2 separate regions of the Mus musculus genome follow, and region 2 is linked to region 1. A link is a loop called in an ENCODE intact Hi-C map of the cell type or tissue named here. Cell type or tissue: heart. All regions are shown on one strand. Each heading gives the region's core, and the rest is flanking DNA. Links, peaks and the distances in the headings are about the cores only.

Evidence for each region. Hi-C counts contacts between places; a loop is a spot of excess contacts. Peaks named below come from ENCODE experiments on the same cell type or tissue, not always from the same donor. Only the 100,000 strongest peaks of a DNase experiment are listed, where the experiment ranks them.
Region 2: a loop joins it to region 1, with 6 times the contacts of the local background. A loop is called at or near these places in 14 of 42 quality-filtered maps.

What each region holds. Positions count from the first base shown.
Region 1 is chr1:154,029,886-154,034,769 of GRCm38, reverse strand. The region is part of intron 3 of LOC108167736 (a long non-coding RNA gene); the gene reads left to right. Among named protein-coding and RNA genes, the nearest start is that of Gm46165, 31 kb to the left of the region's middle. In heart, for the core only: a CTCF peak has its summit at 2,043; a DNase peak (open chromatin) is centred at 1,959; H3K4me3 peaks cover 403 bases; H3K27ac peaks cover 809 bases.
Region 2 is chr1:154,116,560-154,121,443 of GRCm38, reverse strand. LOC108167736 (a long non-coding RNA gene) reads left to right here and starts at 3,591. Exons shown (of 4, transcript NR_168298.1): 1 at 3,591-4,004. In heart, for the core only: CTCF peaks have their summits at 2,596 (motif pointing right) and 3,190 (motif pointing right); DNase peaks (open chromatin) are centred at 2,623, 3,183 and 3,503; H3K4me3 peaks cover 599 bases; H3K27ac peaks cover 275 bases.

The DNA of each region.
Region 1 (4,884 bases), core at 1,056-3,555:
CTCCCAACCTGTTCTCCCTCAGACTGAGGCTGGGTCCAGGAAGCCAACCTACACACTGAATAAAAGGTCGTAGTCTATGTACTTCGCTATGAACTCTATACCAGGTTTGCTGCCCAACACTAAGTAAGTCAGGAACAACTGAGGAAGCAGAGCCCAAAGATCCTGTGTATCCCAGTCACAGAGTAAGGAGTGAACCTGGATGGGTGTGAGTTCTAGCTTACCCTGAGCCAAGCTCTCAGCCTTCCCTCCTCCCCTAGGGTATGGCCACACCTCTTGATGGCTACTAGAGGAATTCACTTATGGGATTAAACTAAACCTTGAATGCTTTGGCCTAACGACTGTCTCATCTTCTGTGTAAGAGCCAGGTCAGGAGGCAGGAGGCTGACTGAGCCACACAGCGGGGCATGCTCACTGTGCAGGGTGAGGCAGAGCTGTGTACACAAGTCGGAACTGTGGCTAGAAACTAGGGGAAAGGCCACCTTGCTGATTTGGATCTGCGCCACCACTTCCTGCCCCGACAAAAAGGCTGACGTTGTTGATGTCGACTGGCCTAACAAGGAAAAAGGACCCATGGATCCACCCAAGAGACCTTTTGTCTTTAGGTGAGAATGAAAATGTATCTTAGAGGAGAAAGAAACACATAGCATGTGAAGTCAAGCGCTCTGTGGCCTGTGATAATGGCTCTTGAGGGTGCTGACTGCTGATAAGCACGGACGCTGGCCTCGGCAGAAGCTGCGGCATGTCACTGCCCCCAGCACACACAGTGACTGTGCAGGTTCTCAAACGTCTACCATGCAAAGTGCCTTGTCCAACTCTTAGATGCTAGCCAGTCTCAGATGCTGTGCCTGGGAAGTCTCACTTTCCAGAACAGTAACTAAGGTCTGAATTTGGACCTGAGATGCTAGAGTCAGCAAACATGAACATAGTACACACAGACACAGACACACACACACACAGACACAGACACACACACACACACACACATTTGTTCATACACAAATTCACACACATACTTGGACACACATACACAGACCATGTTAATACTTGTAGAAACAGAAATATATTCACCCCAAATAAACACACTACATATACACTCACTCCACACAGAAACAGATACACAAATATAGAGCATAGATACGACACACACAATCATATAAACATTCAAAAATATCAAACATAGATAGAAACATATAATGCATATATGTTGGATGCGTCATATACATATCCCACAGAGACACACAGATAAACACTGCACACAGGTCTTATACACTAGATCACCACAATGTACACATACAGAGACGAAATGTAACATACTACTTGACACAAAGCTTTGGTTATGTTAGCTATGTATATAGGAGATAAGTATTTAAAAAAAAAAGAGGAAAGAAAATCAAAATGCAGCAAAAAAGTTATAAACTTGAAGAATCCTTGTTTAAAATGAACATATAAGATTCACTGTAACAAGAGAGCAGTAACAGGAACATAAATAGTTGACTTGAAATGGGTTGTTCTGTTCTAACAGGTTTTTGCTGTTGTTTTGTTTTGTTTTTTTTCAAGACAGAGTTTCTCTGTGAACTTCCGGTTGTAGACCAGGGTGGCCTCGAACTCAGAGATTCTCCGGTCTCTGCCTCTCAAATGCTGGGTTTAAAGGTGAGTGCCACACTGGCCGGCTCTAACAGTGCTTTTTATTAAGTGATGGTTCTTCTGTCCCTGTGCACTCACCGCGGCTGCTGAATATTGCCTGCTGAATTGCATCTCCTGAGTCTCTGGTATATCTACCACTCCCGCCCCCACTCTAGCCCCACGTGTCTGTTGAAGGAGCAACCCCTGCATAGCCTTTTCGGTGCCTGCTTGGACAGTGTTTGCCACTTCCTTCTTCCCCGTCTCCTTCCCTGCACCCTCCCTGCCCAAGTCAGGAAAGTCCCAGGGTGCTTGCCTCACAATACAAACCGGGAAGTTCAAGGATCCGATGCTGACCCTGGACATCAACTTCCCAGAATCCTGAGTCAGATGAAGCGCGTCACAGTTTAGCTCGGTGTGCCTAGGGGGCGCTCCGGTCCAGGAATTAAACTTCTTAACCGTTCCCTTTAGTATTTCAAGTTCCAGTAGGGAAGGGCTAGAGACTAAAATTAAGGGAGCCAGCAGGTGAGATGACAGCTGGAGCCTAGTAAAGAAGGGGTGGGTTGCTTAGGAATATGCCTCCAAGGTCTACTGTCTCTCTGAACTTCAAAGCTATAGGTGGCCCCACAGGACAACTCTCCCAGATGCTAAATCTGAGGCCAGAAGATGGAAGTCACATACTTACAGTCAGACCTAATTTGAAGCAATGGGTAACAGCAAATGTCAGAGTCACCCTTTGACGGAGCCACGGGTACTATCTTCATCTCCCCATTGCACAGTATTTTTCCATTAGTTCGAAATATGGATATTACCCTGCAGATGACATTTTACTAGAGAATTAAATAACTGCACTTTGTGCTTGATTATAAGAATGTAGAAGGACATATTAAAAGGAGTAAGTAAACTGCTACATACAAGTGTGCACTCCCTTGAGAGCCCTCAAAATACAGAACTCCAAATTTAAAAACACATTAAAGTGTGATTGCTTCCTTAGAAAATGTGTCATTTAGAGAGTTTGTTTTATTGTGTTATAATAGAACATTCTCGCTACATATTTCTTTCTTTTTCCTTTCTCTTCTTTTTTCTTTCTTTATTTGTTTTTCAAAACAGAGTTTCTCTATGTAGCCCTGGCTGTTTTAGACCTAGCCCTGTAAACCAGGCTAGCCTAGATCTCAGAGGTCCACCTACCTCTGCCTCCCCAGTGCTAGGACTAAAGGCATGCGTGTATCACCATAGCCACCTTCTCACTGTCTATTTCACCTCTGAGTTTTTCATCTAAAAAGGAGTAGGGGGTGGAACTCAAGGAACATGAGGAATGTGGATGAACTCATGTAACCTTTGGGCACTCGCATAATTTACAAACTAAGTGGGTATTACTGGGTTTTATTTATTTATTTTTAAACAGCAACATGTAGAGGTATTCGTAGAATAGCAACGTTGAACCAGTCCTACCTTCCATGCGAGCTCCTCATTCATAAGAGGCCCTGAGCCCCTGTGAGCCACTGTCTTCTCTAGAAAGTAAGAGTCCGAATCTGATGAGCTGTGTATCCCGCCGACAAGGTAAACCACAGTGCTGAATCCCCCTGGTACAGAAGTCACCCTAGGCTTGTCTCCACCTTCCTTTGGGGGAGGGGGTGCAGATTACTCTCCTTCCCAGACGCTCAGTTCTCGAGAATATAATGCAATACAGGTGCACTGGAATATTAAATAAGATAGGAAAGATAACATGTCTTGACATTGCCTGTTCCATCACAAGTACTCAGCCATTCTGGTTTTATCTCTTCTTCCAGCATTGGTGCTCCCCCATTGGACAATTGCATTAATATTAGGAAGAACTCACTGACTGAACCTGGTGGAATACACCTGTACTCTCAGGACTTGGAAGGCTCAGATGGGAAGGCATGAGTTTAAGAACAGCCTCTGCTACGCAGGTCCTTGTTTCACGATAGATAGATAGATAGATAGATAGATAGATAGATAGATAGATAGACAGATAGACAGCATCCTTCTGCACCAGGCTATCAGCCTGTGGATGTGGGTAGAAGACTCTGGCTCCTGGCTTCCTTAAAAAGCCCATGACTTTCAGTGTGTCTGGAGCCAAAGCCATTATGGGAAGTAGAGAGCCCTGCATACTCTTGGCCTCAACGAGTAGCTTTCAGTAGCAGGATTTTTACCCTGTCATTGGTTTGATTTTGTTTTCTTTCCTCTGCATTTACCTTTGCTCACTCTTACGCGGAGCTTACTTCATTTCGTTGAGATTTCCTTGACTGTTCCTCCCTTCACTCATGCTGCTGCTTCCTGCTTGGGTGTCCCTAGGCTCCCACCCCTTGCATTTGGCTAATCCCTCAGGGGGTTCAGCTTTCCTTCATGGAAATTTTTCTAACCCCTGACCACTCTCGCTATTTGTTTTCATAGCACCTTGTGCTTCTCCTTCCTTGACCTTATAGTACCATTACATAAGCATCCGTGTCCTGCTGGTCTGCCTCCTCCGCCAGGCTGAAAGTTCACAGAAGCAGCGAGCTTCTTTATTTGATTCCTTGGCATATCACAGGGCTCCATAATGTGAGTGGACTGAATGGATGGGTAAATGAACGGACTCCCAGAGGTCACTGCCATCCACATGAGGTGAACCACTCAAGAGTAGCAGGTCTATTTTCCCATATGCACTTCTATCTTTGCACTTGTTTCCAGGATTCCTCCAAATGGTCTTTCCCCTACATACTTAAAGGAATGAATTGATTTATTAGCCACATGAAAAATCCAACCACAGAATCCTGATTCAAACTTTCGCTCCAACAGTCATATTAACCTCCGTGGCTTCTACTGATGCATCTGATCTACTTTAGAGCATTCAAAAGGAGCAGGAGTTACTGATAACCAACTCTTAGCCTTCATGTTTAATCACATTTAATAAAGATCCTAGATTCACCCTCTTGAGAATTCCAACATTGATTGAGCCTCCAGTTAATCAAGTAAGCAGTTAGTCAGGCAGGCAGGAATTCTTTAATAGCAACCCATGTGCTTACCTAGAATCAGTCTTTCACTTTAACGGCATCTGCAACTAGAGAAAGAAAAGAAAAAGCAGAACTACAGGTTCCTCTGAATCATGGCCCAGCCCACTACCCTTACTCCTCTGTTTGCCCTTGCCCCTTGTCTTCTCAATGGAACAAACCACAAAACAATATGAAGGCCCCTCGCCTGAGTGATCCGTAGTTTTCCTCTTCCAGTCCAGGCTGACTAAGAATCATGTTGAATAGCCACAGA
Region 2 (4,884 bases), core at 1,100-3,599, 87 kb before region 1:
GTATAATTGGCTTCTGTGAAAAGCCATACCCAGACAGTATGTATTGGGACTATAGAGAGGCAAGGGGAAAATTAAGGAGAAGGTGGGCACTCACACTTGGCAACTCTAGCACCTCAGGAGAGCTGACAATGGAACAGACCCTGGGAAACTGTGGGTGCTCAGCACCCATGATTGATCTCCCTCCCGGGCTAACTCCCCTGCTCTTGCTGAATATGGTCATTTTCTCTGATATGTATCTCATGTCTTCTAAGACAACCTCAACTCCCAGGCCTGTAAAGGAACCTGTTTGCTACCTCATCTCCTGGTCCATTGCTATCTCGTACAGTTGGTTTTGCTGAGATTTAGGAAGTATCAGCATTTTTTTTTGTCTTTTTGAAAAAAAAAAACTTTGCTCTGTTATTTATCAAGGTTACCTCTATCTGTAGTATAGATCAGTATAGATTCCATACTGAGCTGAAGTCTTAAAGTCAGACAGCATGCTTTGTGTCTTATTTCATCATGGGAATTGGTCTTTTGCCAGGAGGTGGAGGCTGGCCAAGGAAGGCTCTGTTCCTGGGCTGCTTGGATGAGAAACGTTCTTCCCCAAGGCCAGAATTCAAGCACTTCTGTGGTTAGCTTGCCAATTCTCCCCACCCCCTCCATGCTTCAGTGACTTTTCATTCCTAGCCAGGTTTTGAGTTAAACAGACAGACTGTACATCTGAAAACTAACCTGGCCCTCCAGATGATTGTACAAAATAGGACACTGGGTGCTTGCTCACATAATATGGACCTGGTGGTTTCCTCATCCAAACTGACACCTTATTTAATTATCCTAGGAAGAAGAAAATCCACCTTGAGTATACTGAGTTTATAGCTGCCTTTCGTGTCAGTGAATATCTTACGAGATCTCTGTCTCAAGTGCCATGTTTTGTGCTTAGAATCCAAACCATGACTGACGCTTGCTGAGTCTGCCTCCATTGTGTACTTCCCAAGTCTGGGTTCTGAAGTCAATTCTGTGTTAGTTCTTTATTGCTATGACAGAATATCTGAGAGAAGGAGAAGAGCAAGGATCTCGGTTGGCTCATGGCTTGAAGGACACAGTCTACCCTGGTCAGGAAGGTATAGCAGTGAACGGCTCTTTGGCCTTGGAAAGCTTGTCTCAAAGCTAACATCTCAGTGATACTGGACCAGGTACAATCTGCCTTTGAAGGGCTCTGTCGTCCAGCTAGGCCCCATGTCCCGAACATTTCCACAAATGCCCAAAACAGTGCCACCAACAGGGGTCTACATATTCAAATGCATGGGTCAATGGGAACGAAGTTAACAAATCTACCTGGAAACAGTAGGAAGAGATTGAAAACCTTTAAGCAATGAGCTGTGGTGTCTCTCTCTACTCCTTATCCGACCTCTTTATCTACTTGGCGTGACCCTTACACTCTGGCTCTCACCTTCTGTCTTGCAATGAACACTCACCCTTGCCACTTTGAGAAAACTCTTCTCTCTCAAGCTCACCATCAACACCAACTGGCCCCAGGCTGACTCTCCCACTGTGATTGGTCAGGTTCTGTGGATGAGAACTGGACTTTGAGTCACACTATCCTTGTCAAAAGCAGAAAACTCATCTAACGTCCTCAGTGAGGGCTCTCGGGCATGAAAGGCCCTTGCTGCACAATTGGACTGCACTGGTGCGCCCAGACTCAGCCCTTGGATACAGGCACTGACTGGGTGTTGTCGGGAAGCACAGACTGAGTAGTCCACATTGTGTCTCTCACACAGGACCAAACCAAACTTTCTGCAACATGTTCTAAATATGTGGAGGAAGGAAGGTAGATCCTCTAAAGCGGTAGAAAGGACTCTTGAGACAGCTCCGCCGCGGGTAAAGGCCTTACAGGCAAGCCCAGAGACAGAGCTCAAGTCCCGGACCCCACCGGGGGAAAGAAGAAAGCCAACCCCAGAGACTTGGCATTTTACCCCCGAACACACTGTTGCACGTGCATGCCTGCACACATAAATAAACAAGCAAACAAAAACCCACAGGAAGCAACAACAAAGATCAATGGAATTTCATAATTTAAACAAGAAAGAAAATTGTAGGGGAAAGATTCAACGGAGAAGAGGCTATACAAGAAACAGAGAGCCAGATCTGTCTGAAAACAATGCTGAGGGTGCTTGGCAAGACGAAGAAGCAGCGCGACTTGTGCCAGCCCAGCCAGGGAAAAGCTGCGAGACCCTGTCGCTATACAAATAAAATAAAATTCAAAAATCCTAGGTGGGTATCTACATATAAAACTGACTCTCTTCTATAAACATATGTTCAATAATATTGACTTATTTAAAATATTTTCTTGTTATTTAATCATCATTTTTAGATTGTGAGTTTTTTTTTTTAAATATAGTGTTCCTGTATATTTCAAATAATGGGCTCAAACAACTGCAGCAAGTGTGGCCTTTCAAATGGGGGATATATTATAAATTTAGAAGTATTTAGCTTTTGTTGGGTTTTGTTCATGAATAAATTAAAGTCTTGCCTTTAAAAAAAATAGACTGAAGAAATGTGGAGAGGCAAACAGGCAAGTTGAGTGGAGCAAGCTATGTTGTTATGCAGTCAGAGCCAGCAGGTGGCGATAGAGTAGAGGCAGCGGAAAAAGGTGTCCGCTGGTATGACAGGTGCCCAGCAGGACATTCCAGGGGTAGTGGCAAAGACTTGAGGACTACTACAGTCTTCACATTCCTGAACATCATCCTCTGAGTTCTAAACTAAAATGCATGTTCTATACTGTCTCACAATGACTAAATTCCCCGGCTGGCTTCTAGTTAACTTTATAAACAAATGGGGCTGGTGTGGTATTATGCAACGCAAGGTGTCACTGACCTGGGGGAAGGAAAAGAGCTGTTTGCTTCCCATTTTATGATTGAGTGCAATTTCGTAGTGTGACCCCCGTGTGTATGAGCCTCACACTGCGCCTTGCACACAGCACATCCGCGGCCTCCTTGGCTTCCTTCTTTCCAAACTCTGTTCACCTCACAGCCCCTTAGTTGGTTGTCCCCTGTCCCTCTGAAGTAAAGTTCTTGGCCTTGGAAAGCCAGCAGCCCCTCTGGCCAGAGACCTTTCTGTCCTTCAGCCTTTGTTGTTCCAGATTTCTCGCTGTGAGGCCTCAGCAGTTGCCAGAGGCCACCCTAGGAGCTGGGATCTCAGTGCACAAACAGTGTTATGCATTTGTCTCCTCCTGGGGGCAGCATCCTCCTCACCCCCACACAGGCTCAAACTGAGCATATGTACGGGCACGCGAGCACACACACACACACACACACACACACACACACACACACACACACACACACACACGCACACACGCAATACTCCCTTCCTCATAACCTGTTTCTCATCTGCCCCGGAACAATCTCCAATTCCTCTTTCCTGCCTGGTCTAATCAGCTTCGCCTCTGGGCCTTGGCGTCCCCCGGTATGCAAGCCAGAGGTTTGCACAGTTGATCAGATTGTAGGGAACACTATGTTTCTTCCCCTGCCGCGGCTTGTTTTCTTCAAGGGCCAAGGCCAGCCGGCTGAGCTGTCTTCCTTTTGCCCTCCTTCTCTCTCTTGCACGTGGCCCAGCTTGCGCTGGTGTCTAGAAAAGTCTGCACGGCAGAGCTGACTCTCGGGGAGCTTGCACTTCAAAAAAAAAAATCGCTGTTGGGAGACAGACAGGGTGCTGCATTGCCAATTCGGGGCAAGCCCACCTTGAGGAGGAAGGCGGGATGGGGGTGGTACACACCTCAGAGTTCTGGCCAGAATTCTTGTTTTGCTGCCGCTGGGTTTTTCCCTAAGCAGAACAGGTTTTTCTCAGGCCAGCCAGGCTGCCATGAACTTCTGGTCCCTTCAAGCAGTAAACACCACCAGCCACGGGTTTCAATCTGCACTCTGGCGCCTCTTCCTCGTTTTCTTTCAAACTGCGGGTTTGAAAAATTGGAACGCTCGGACTGGAGAGGAGGCTCGGAATTAAGAGCACTCGCTGCTCTTGCAAAGGTACAAAGTCCGAGATTTCCTTCCCAGCAACCACATTGACACAGTGTTGTCTCCAGGGGTCTAGATGGGATTCATCTTCTCTTCTCGTTAGAGAATTAAAAGGTGGGGAAATTTTCCAGCTGGACAGGTAGCCACAGATAAATCTCAAACACAGCATGTAGGATCAGTAGTTGAAGAAAGGCATATATGGGGGTGTGGGGGGGTTGCGGGGTGAGGAGACACACACACAGAGCAGACGCACAGAGAAAAAGACCCCTCGATTTTTGGAAAGGGGTCTCGGGAACCTGAAAACCCAGTCTCTTCTAGAAGACTGGGCTTTTTAAGTCTCTGAAGGCTCTTTGTCCTCTCGCTTAGGGTTGGTTAGCTTGAAGAAAGACAGTACAGTTGACTAGCCTACGACTGTTGTGCAAACACAGTCTGATTGAACCAGCACACACACACACACACACACCTTTTTTTTTAGCTGCTAGGCTTTTGTCTCAGATCAGGATGGTGAGAAAGAACTCTCAGAAGTTCACCATGTTTATCACCTATCAAAAACGCTCCTACACATAGAACAAATTAAATAAACCAAATAGACCATTTTCACATGGCAAGATAGAATAGCAAGGATAAGGACAGGTCTTGGACGTAAAAATAATCTTTAAAATAGTGTTTATTGAGCCTCCTGGTGTTACCAGAAAATTGGGGTTCCTTCTTTTAGTTCTTAGTCTTGTCAATAAAAAAAGAGCTTGAAATGGACTCACTAAGAAGCTTGGAGACAATTTTAAGAGAGTTTGAGAGAAAACAACAGCATAGGTAAACAGTAATTCCTAGCGGCTATGGAGGAAGGATGTTAAAGAGAGGAAAAAAGCTCTCGAGCTGGGTTGGCATGGTCAGC